Regions from separate parts of the Homo sapiens genome. Here region 2 is linked to region 1. A link is a contact called in ENCODE Hi-C data. All regions are on one chromosome and are shown on one strand. Each heading gives the region's core, a stretch centred on a gene start or an enhancer-like site at or near the end of the contact. The rest is flanking DNA. Distances are from core to core; before and after follow the strand shown. Region 1 has its middle 39 kb from the start of TPRG1. Region 2 overlaps TPRG1 (tumor protein p63 regulated 1).

What was found. Hi-C counts contacts between places; a loop is a spot of excess contacts on that map. Pooled maps may share reads with other maps.
Region 2: a map of CD4-positive, alpha-beta T cell shows a loop between it and region 1 (12-fold over the local background). The contact joins two enhancer-like sites. A Hi-C loop is called at or near these places in 7 of 168 maps with a recorded cell type or tissue (CD4-positive, alpha-beta T cell, CD4-positive, alpha-beta memory T cell, CD8-positive, alpha-beta T cell and 1 more) and 11 of 50 pooled maps.

The regions. Positions count from the first base shown.
Region 1 is chr3:189,130,600-189,135,199 of GRCh38, forward strand. It overlaps a transcript of TPRG1 not described here. Among named protein-coding and RNA genes, the nearest start is that of TPRG1, 39 kb to the right of the region's middle. RefSeq lists enhancers at 1,204-2,403, 1,841-1,910. Within about 2 kb of position 1,917, at least 23 of the 41 ENCODE cell types and tissues checked have a DNase peak (open chromatin) inside an H3K27ac peak, as active enhancers do; they include CD4-positive, alpha-beta T cell and CD8-positive, alpha-beta T cell, where a contact is called at or near this core.
Region 2 is chr3:189,322,062-189,326,661 of GRCh38, forward strand. TPRG1 (tumor protein p63 regulated 1) reads left to right here. Exons shown (of 6, transcript NM_198485.4): 6 at 1-3,243. Among named protein-coding and RNA genes, the nearest start is that of TPRG1-AS2, 84 kb to the left of the region's middle. RefSeq lists an enhancer at 2,005-3,204. Within about 2 kb of position 2,815, at least 6 of the 41 ENCODE cell types and tissues checked have a DNase peak (open chromatin) inside an H3K27ac peak, as active enhancers do; they include CD4-positive, alpha-beta T cell and CD8-positive, alpha-beta T cell, where a contact is called at or near this core.

The DNA of each region.
Region 1 (4,600 bases), core at 667-3,166:
AGGATGAAACTAGAGGCAAATGTAGATTCCCTTCTGTGAGTGTGAGGGCTCTACTATCAAGCAACCATTTATATATTCTGGCAGAATATGAACTGCTTAGGACACACTCATAATGTGATGTGAAGAGTACCAATGTCTGTTAAAAAAATCCATTTGAAAGTACTATTTAAAAAATCCAACAGTAGAGCTATATATTCCAGCTATAACAGGCTTTCATTTACATTCTTCCTCAAATGCAGGTCATAACCTGAGTTTGAGATGCAGGGAATGACCTGCGTTTTAGAGAAGAGGAAAGTGAGGTTCAGGGCCATATGTGATTTTTGCTAACAATGGTGGATCTTGAGCTAGGATCCAAAACTTCTGATTATGAGATGTGTACTTTTTACCTCATGCCATGTTACCTCTGGCCGGTAAAATACCTAAAATTCTGCACAACTCTAAGTAACGTGATCGTATGTCCCACTTTGCCCAGAACAGTTCAGATTTATCCTTTTTGGCAGCATAATTAGTAATAATCTTACCTTTTACTCTAAAAAATGTTTTAAATCGGAGCAGCGATTATGTAGTAATTTCACTGATGGGAGGGCTCAGGGAGATTCCAACTTGGGCTTCAGTGTTTAAATTGGTGCTAAAGAAATCCCTAATGAGTTACTTCTATACATTACAAAAAGGCAATATCATTTAAGATATTATGTAAATATGATACATTCTAATGTTGGAATTATATATAAATATTCATGTGTGTATATGTATACGTGTATATACGTGTATCTATATGTGTGTTTATATATATATAGTTGTCTAGAAAAAAGCTCACTAAAAGGCAAAATTACAATAATTTGAGAATATAAAATCTCCATCTTGAAGGAAACAAGACCATGTAGATAGCAGTTGATAACATAATAATAATTCTTCTCACAAATGCAGTAGGACTTTATATTACTGAGCACTTTCTGATCATATTTTCTCATTTCAACTTTCTAAGAATGCTCAGTCAATAAACGAATCCCCCATTTTGCAGGTGAAGCCAAAATGCAGATACACAGTGAATGAGGCAGATCTGGGACCTCTGAGATTGTCCTCATTAAGACCCTTCAGCACTGACCTTTATCCTTATCCTATATTGGCTTTCAAAGCTAAGAGTGAGACATTGAACTTATAGCCAGAGGCATATTATTATGCTTGTGCTGCTTGTCTCTCATCTCCTTGAGAAGGAAAAGGAGAGCATAATAGTGCCACAGTATAACTCAGGAGAAACTAAGGAAAGCTTCTTTTTTATTTAAAGCCAACGTTTAGCCAATGGTTAATTTCTGTCTCAAGCTATTCAAAGGAATACTAACTAAGATTTGCTGTGACTGCTATGTGATTTATGGCAACTTGCTTTTCTTCTCTAGTCCTCAGTTTCTCCATGTGAAAAATGAAACTTTTAACTAGATCATCTCCATGGTTCTCTCTGGCTCTGATAGTGCACGACTCCCTGATTCTGAACTTCTGGGAAAAGGACAAATTCCAAAGCTGTATTCCAGAACCACCCTGTCTAACTTGGTCTCTTCTTTTCTTTGCATTTGGAGTGAGCCCAAAAGAAAGGTCATTTTTGCAGACATCTTGATGTTGTGCTCCAATGTCCTCATTAAATAACAGGAGCCTGGACTGGCAGGCCCAAGGGAATATTCAATCAAGGAGAAAAAGGCCAAGTCATTACTGGAACCCTATCATCAGAGCTGTAAACACAAGCATCTATTCCTGGGCGTTAGCTGAAAGCGTGTTTGATCGCGTGCTTTCTCTCTCTCCTTATACAGGTTCCGTTTGTCAAATGTGTGCGACCCTTCTGATAAGTCACCAGAGGTGATGAGGGAGAGAGAGAAAGAAAGCAAATTACAACTGTAAAGAGTCTCTGAACAGTGAAAGATCAAAACAGACAGTCTCTGGCTTTACTGGATGAGTCACCATTGCAGCCCGACCGCAAAAACAAGCGTGGCTTCTGTACTTAGCAGCAGTCTTCCTGTCTGGAAAGGAAACATTGCTCAGATTGGAGATACTGGCCATTTTATAGACTTCAAAGCAACTTAGGCCACTGAACTGTCAGGCGGGAAAACAGGTAAAACAATTTTCCTAGCGTTTGTCTGGAGAATCAGCTACTCAAATCTGATTTGAAGCTGCATGGAAATACTTTCATCTTTAGCCAAAGCTGTTTATTTTAAAAAGTTTTAGTATGATGGTCTTCAGTTCCAGTGTAGTATGTCTATTTTTCCTCAAATAATGTAAGTTAGTTTTTTCTGGAAGAGACTTGTTTCCAGGCACTGAGCTAAGTTCTGTGGGGGATGGAGATATAATCAACATGAGGACCTTCTAATGAGGAAGCGGGGCCAGTACACATACCATGACACTATGAACGGAAATATGTACTGAAAACAGGAAAAACATGATACCATGATGGTGCAAGGAAAACAGAGGTGGGTCTTGATGAATGGTCTACCAGAGGAGAGACTAGTGTAAAGAAAGGCCTGTGTGTATTCAGGATTTAGCAATGAGTCTAATTTAGGTTGAAATGTAACATACAAATAAGGAAGTAGAAGAAATAAAACTGGAAAGAGACTGGGATCAGATCTGGAAAGAGTTTGAATGCCAGGATGAAGATTTGAAGTCTTATGCTGTGTGCTAGGGAGACAGGGAGAGAAGAAGTAGTAACGTTATGGGAAGATAATAGTGCCAACTCCAGAGAGGAAAAGGCAAAGGAGCAAGATCAAGATCAGTTAGAAGCCTCTTGCCACAGTTCAGGAAAGAAATTAATTTTGGCCTGATATGGTTTGGCTGTGTGTCCCTACTCAAATGCCATCTTGAATTGTAATCCCCTCGTATTGAGGGAGGGAAGTGACTGGATTATGAGGGTGGTTTCCCCCATGCTGGTCTTGTGATAGTTCTCACAAGACCTGTTGGTTTTATAAGCCCTGCCTACACTTCTCTCTCCTGCCACCATGTGCAGAAGGTCCTTGCTTTCTCCTCTGCCATGATTGTGAGTTCCCTGAGGCCTCTTCAGCCTTGTGGAACTGTGAGTCAATTAAGCCTTTTTCCTTTACAAATTACCCAGTCTCAGGCAGTATCTTTATAGCAGTGTGAGAACAAACTAACACATGGCTCCTCACTTACAGCATTCCATCTCGAGCTAGACAAGAGAAGATCTACAGGAGAGGGTTGTGTTAATGCATCTGAATTTCTAACCTAGTCTATGAGGATATTAATATAAATAAAAGTATTCACCATCACAGAATGGATTAGTGTATGTTAAAGTCATTGAGTGGAGGTGTGTGAGACTCTGAAGACTGTGGCCAACTCAAGTTGACACAACAAAAGAAAGTTGCTCACTTCATAGAAGTGTGGAGGCAAATAGTGTTATCTGGACTACTCATACTGCAGGCTTTATTGCTGCTTGGAATGTTGAATACACATGTTAGCTATTCAACCCATAGTTTCTTTCCATTGTATGGTTTGTTTCCAGTCAAGGTCCCAGCCCTTGGTCTTTGAAAGTAGTGACACCAGGAAGGAAGAGCTTCCACCTTATCTGGTGGCTCTGTCCCTGCTGTGTGTCTGACCGTGGGTAAATCACCTGCCATCTCTGGGGCTTGGTTTCCTCATCTGCAAAATGAACATGTTATGTTCTTCAGTATTCAGGGCCCTTCAAAGTTTCAGCAGTTTAAGTTGTATGTTCAGTACAAGTAGTATCCATTACTAACGTTATCTTTCACAAAATGAACCAATCTCATTGAACCCTCCTAACAGCCCTAGGAATAAGCAGTGGGGGTATCCTTTTTTTTTTTTTTTTTTTTTTTTTTTGAGACAGAGCCTCTCTTTGTTGCCCAGGATGGAGCACAGTGGCATGATCATAGCTCACTGCGGCCTTGACTTCCCTGACTCAAGTGATCCTCCCACCTCAGCCTCCCCAAGTAGGTGGGACTATATATAGAGGCATGCCACCACACCTGACTAATTTATAAAATTTTGTAGAGTTGGGGTCTCACAATGTGGTACAGGCTGGTCTCAAACTTCTGGCCTCAAGCAATCGTCTTTCCTCAGCCTCCCAAACTGCTGGAATTATAGGCATGAGCCACTGCATCTGGATGGTATAATTATTTTAAATACATTTTACTCATATGTTAATAGAGCCACATGAAAGGTAAATAATTTTCACTAGGACTTACAGTGATTTACTGATCTAGTCATGACTAGAGCCTTGACCACCTGACTCCTAGCCCAGTGCTCTCTCCACTCTACCAGGCTGTACTGATCAGTAAAGTACATGACAAGGAATGTACGCAGTTTTCTATGATCTTGAATATGCTGTGGCTTTATTGTTTCTTCTGAGTTAGGACAGCCCAACAGAAAAATAATGGTTTTACGGGGTCCCTGAAAAGTTTTACTGGTTAAATGCATGTCTTTTAGTCTACTTCCTTACAGTGGGATGTGTGCAGATGTTGAGCTCTTCTTTGCGGTCAGTACTTCTGTCGTCAGATGCAGGTGGTTATGAACTTGGATGCAGTCAGTAGCCAGAGACTTGGCCATCTACACTCTTCAGCATGGGTCCCTCTGACCCTAAAAATCATAC
Region 2 (4,600 bases), core at 1,565-4,064, 190 kb after region 1:
GAGTCTTATTTTATCTAAATTTATGTAGAAAAAAAAGCTTTGAATGTTGACTACATAGACATTACTACAATAAGCTTTTTGCCTTTCCCAAGACTCAAAATTGACACATCTTTGTTGATGTTTAAGTTGAAATTCCAGCCAACTTTTTTTTGACTTTTATGTGAAGTTTAAAGTCTTTTCTTTGAAAAGCTTGCTTCCTCAATTTCAAAGATTTGTCCTCTGATATATTTATAAACATCAATTTAATGCAGACATTCAAACCCTAAACCTTGAATAACTCTTATTTTATTTTGTCTTTGTTTACTTCCATTAATTTTTTTTTCTTTCCCTCTCTTCCGCCTTTACAGCACCCACTTTTTCTTCCCCCCATGATGGCAAATATTGTTATAGTCCCCAAGGCAGGGAACTTCTATTCAGACTGTAAAAGGAAATGTTGAAATCCATAGCTGTCCTGTCAACAGTAGTGGAATGAAAAGTCGTTGGATTGTTTTGGCACTGGTTCTGAAGCAGGCATAATTGGCAAATTATTATAATACTGCTGCCCGAAAATCCCCATTTGCCTCAAGATAGTGGCATTTATTGGCAGAAGCCTCTGAAATGTCCAGCACATTCTTTTGAGTTACCATTTAAGGATCAGCCTGACAATCGACTTCTCTCTGCACATTTGCCCCCTTTGTAACCTAAGCCAGACTGTTCCCAAATGACCTTCTAAAGGACACAGTGCACCATCATCAATGGAAACAGTTCAGAAAGGATGACAGGAGGGAGATGTTTCTTAGTTCTGAGAGCCAGTCTGTAACAATGGGATAAGCATTTAATGGAATCAAAGCTGTTTTGCATAAAGAGTGAACTCAGAGACGACAAGAGGGTCTTTATGAATTCCCTTCACATTTTGTAAAAACTGTCATATATAGGCTATCCCCTTAATTGATAAATGGGATCTAGAAAGCGGTATTATGACCAGAGGGTGAGAAGATTTAGGAATTTGGATAGCAGTTCAAGATAAGAAAGAACTTCTTATAGTTATAAATTTTCAATGATGGAATGGGTTGCTTCTTTAAACAGTGAGCCCACCATCACTTGGTATGTTCAAGGAAAGACTAGATAAAGTCGATATTGTGAGAGGAATTGCTGTATGATACCGTTTGGAGAAATGATTGACATAATCTTTTAAGGCCGGTGACCCTATCATTTTCCAAATAATTGTTGCTAGTACTTAGTTAATTAGACCCATTTTTTTCTTAGGAAAGAGTTGGATCAATCATGGGAGACCCTGAAAAATTTCCTTACCTTTCCTAAGGTTTAATTTCCTCTTCTGCGAAATGGAGACAATTATATTACTTTTGCTTATTTCATAAAGATCTTGTGAGGATTCAATGAAATGAGGTTAAATTCTTTTATTAAACAGAAAGTTTTGAGTATTTGCCTAGAGAGTGATGTGACTTTTGCAGCAGAAGGTGGGAAAACATCCAAGGGAACTACATTTCCTCCAGAAATTGTTTCTTCATTACCATCGACCTACTGATTATGGTTTTCTCATTTTACACTTGGTGTTCTTACTTGGGATCTTTGTCCTTAAGCTCAACAGGGAGCCACAACCCAGGGGACCTATGTGTACACTTGGAGTTTTTATCAGACTATCATTTGAACTTACCACTACAGTTTAGCAAATGGCATGATGAGTTTGATTGATAATAGGAGTAGACGCAAGATACATTAAGTAGAGTACAAAGCATTTCATAACCAAAATGTCATGGTTGGAGGTCTTCATTATTCGGTCTTTATCTCATTCAGGAATTTCCACTTGAAAAATCTCTGATAAGCTTTATTTCAGAAACTGCTTGAACAGCTCCACTGACAAATGCCTCACTATCTTCTGATACATCGTAGGCAGTTCTGAGGGTGAGAAAGTTCAAAGCAGATAGATGTTTTAACACAACAGGAGGACTTTTAAACAATCACCAGGACTCACTCCTCGGTGGTCAATTGGGCCTGTTTGGAGGCCTGACCTTTGGTCATCTTAAGGTCATCTAAGGCAGAAAAGAGAAGCTCACTTATAAGTTGGCACTTCTGAATCATTTGCCTTGAGGTCCATTTTTTATTCAGCCTTTGTTTAAACCTTCTTAGGAAGCCAGTTTGTAGAGTTCTGGGGATAAGAAGGCAGAAAAACCATGTCAATTCAGTGCTTTTATTTCACAGAAAATGAAGCAAAGGCCTAGAAACTAGAAAGACATTTCTCAAAAAGAAGATGGTGAACTTTTGGAAATACTGAGATTAGACTACATTTTCCAATTTCTATCCCTAGCCCACTGCTCTTTCCAATATAATATCTGTATTCCATGGGAAAGACATGCCATCTGAATTGATGTATCGTAGTTGTTGAGATAATTTTGAAATGAGAAAACAATAGGGCACAGTCGTTTGGGAAGAATTTCCAGAAATTGCCATCATTTTCTTAAAGGCTAAGGACACTTATAGAGCTCTCCGATTTCCTATCTGATAAAAAAAGCCCAAACAAAGCTGCGGAAGCTGGCAGAGCCAGCAGATATTTTGTAAGGCAGCTTCACCTCTGCTGGCATTTTGTGGGGCAGGAGAGGGGGAGGGCAAAGGTATTAAATTTAGGCTTAAAAGCTCCTCAGAAATTCTTTACACACAAGAGACCAAGTTGGAGAAAAGAAGATGACTTGTGCCAAGGGGAAGAAAGAGAGAGACTAATGCCTGTGGTTTTCAAAGGTTAACAACAACATAAAAAAGCCAAGGTATTTGCACAGGGATGAATGCTCATTGGCTCTTGGCCAACAATTATACAAGGGCTTGTGCCCACATCCTGTAGCTGTGGTTTAGGGACGCTGCTCATGAGTGACTTCTTATGCTTAGTGGCAGGAAACTTTAGTCACTGATGTGTAAACTCACCTTTGGTCTGCACCTCCCACAACGTGCTCCGAAAGCAGTTAGGGGACTAGGCCTCTTGATTTCCTTGTAGATACCAGTTCCCCAGAAGCTAAGGAAAAACTCTGAGGCCTTGGAGTTACTGAGAGTGGACCAATACTTGTCTTATTCTACCTGATTTTGGCAACTGCTTAGGGTTCTTCTGTATCCACAAAAAGGAATTATGATATCCTCTGCTAAACCCTCTCTTTAGCCTCAAAGCCCAAGACCAAAAAAAATGAGCCATATTTCATTGCAGGCCTGCTGCCAATGTGAAATATAAGGAATAAAGTCATGAGACTGCTTCTCAACCTAGACCTTGTATCTCGTGTGCTATTTTATATTCGATTTTAAAAAGCTCTTAGTAAATATCTCAGTCCCCTTTTCAGTGAAGCCAAATGGAATTTGCAAGCCCAGTTTAATTAACTCCTACGTTTTTAAGGTAGATATGACAGATCATGATATATTGTGGATGCGTTGAGATCAAGTGTTCTGAACCACCAACTTGTCTGTCGTGTCCTGCCCATAATGCTTACCCCATGCATCTCAGAAATTCCTTTTCCTTTTTTAATATTGTCTGAGCACTCTTCACGGAATCTGAGATTAGAAAGGATCTTAAAGGTCATGTAGTTTAGCCTCCTTTGGTTGAGGTTGCAGGAATGCCCTCAACCAGAGCATGCACAGCAGATGGAAAATCAGCTTCTGTGTGAACATTCCAAGAGCCCAGAACTCCTTGCTTTCTAAAGCAGTTAATTCCACTACTGAGCAACAGCAACAAGTAGAAGGTTTTTCTGGACATTGCACCCAAACCTCTCTCCTTGGAAATGTATAGATTTGATGCTAGATATTCCTTTGAAGGTATCCCAAATAAATTAATTTCCTAGTTCACATATTCACACTTTCTATAAAGGCAGGTGCTCTCCTAAAAGGTAGTGACAGTAGTTTTATTTTTGTATTTAGAGACAAAACTCCAGTGAGCACAATCATTTTTAAATATGATGCATTATCCAGAGTCCTTATCGAGCTTGTCTCTTCTTTGTAGACTATTCTGTTTGGTAAACACTTCTTTTAAAATATTATATTCAACACTTGTCTTGGCAGTTCATATATAGATTAATCAGTGCAAATTAGAATGGAGTTGTTCTTTATTTGCCACTATACTGTTATTAATAAAATCCAGGTTTCTTCTATCACACTGTTTGTTCACATGAAATGTATGAATAACTTCATACTATAATATAATATATAACTCCTTTCCTGATTGGGTAAATTCATTGAAAGCACAAATGAGACCACTTTAGCATAGATTACTTTTACTGAAATTGTGTTAGTTCTGAGTAATTACTGTTTTCTTTTCTAACTTTTAAATTTATTTTCTAAATTATTTGTTTAACACTTTACCATATAATTTTGCCTAAGTCACTGTTAAATTTACTCTTCTCTAGCATCTGGCAACCACCAGTGTTTTTAAATGAGTTTTTTTCTGTCTTCAGTCTAGAGGACAAGGTGGGCATAATTATCGTGATGGACAGCAGAGCCAAAGCAGTAAACAGATGGTTTGATCCACGGAGTTCTTTGGAATTAGTTAGTTGATCATGGCGTCCCTAGAACAAAAATAGATGGACAGCCTACTTAAGTCTTATTTAACCTGTGGAAACAGAAGTGATTTGAA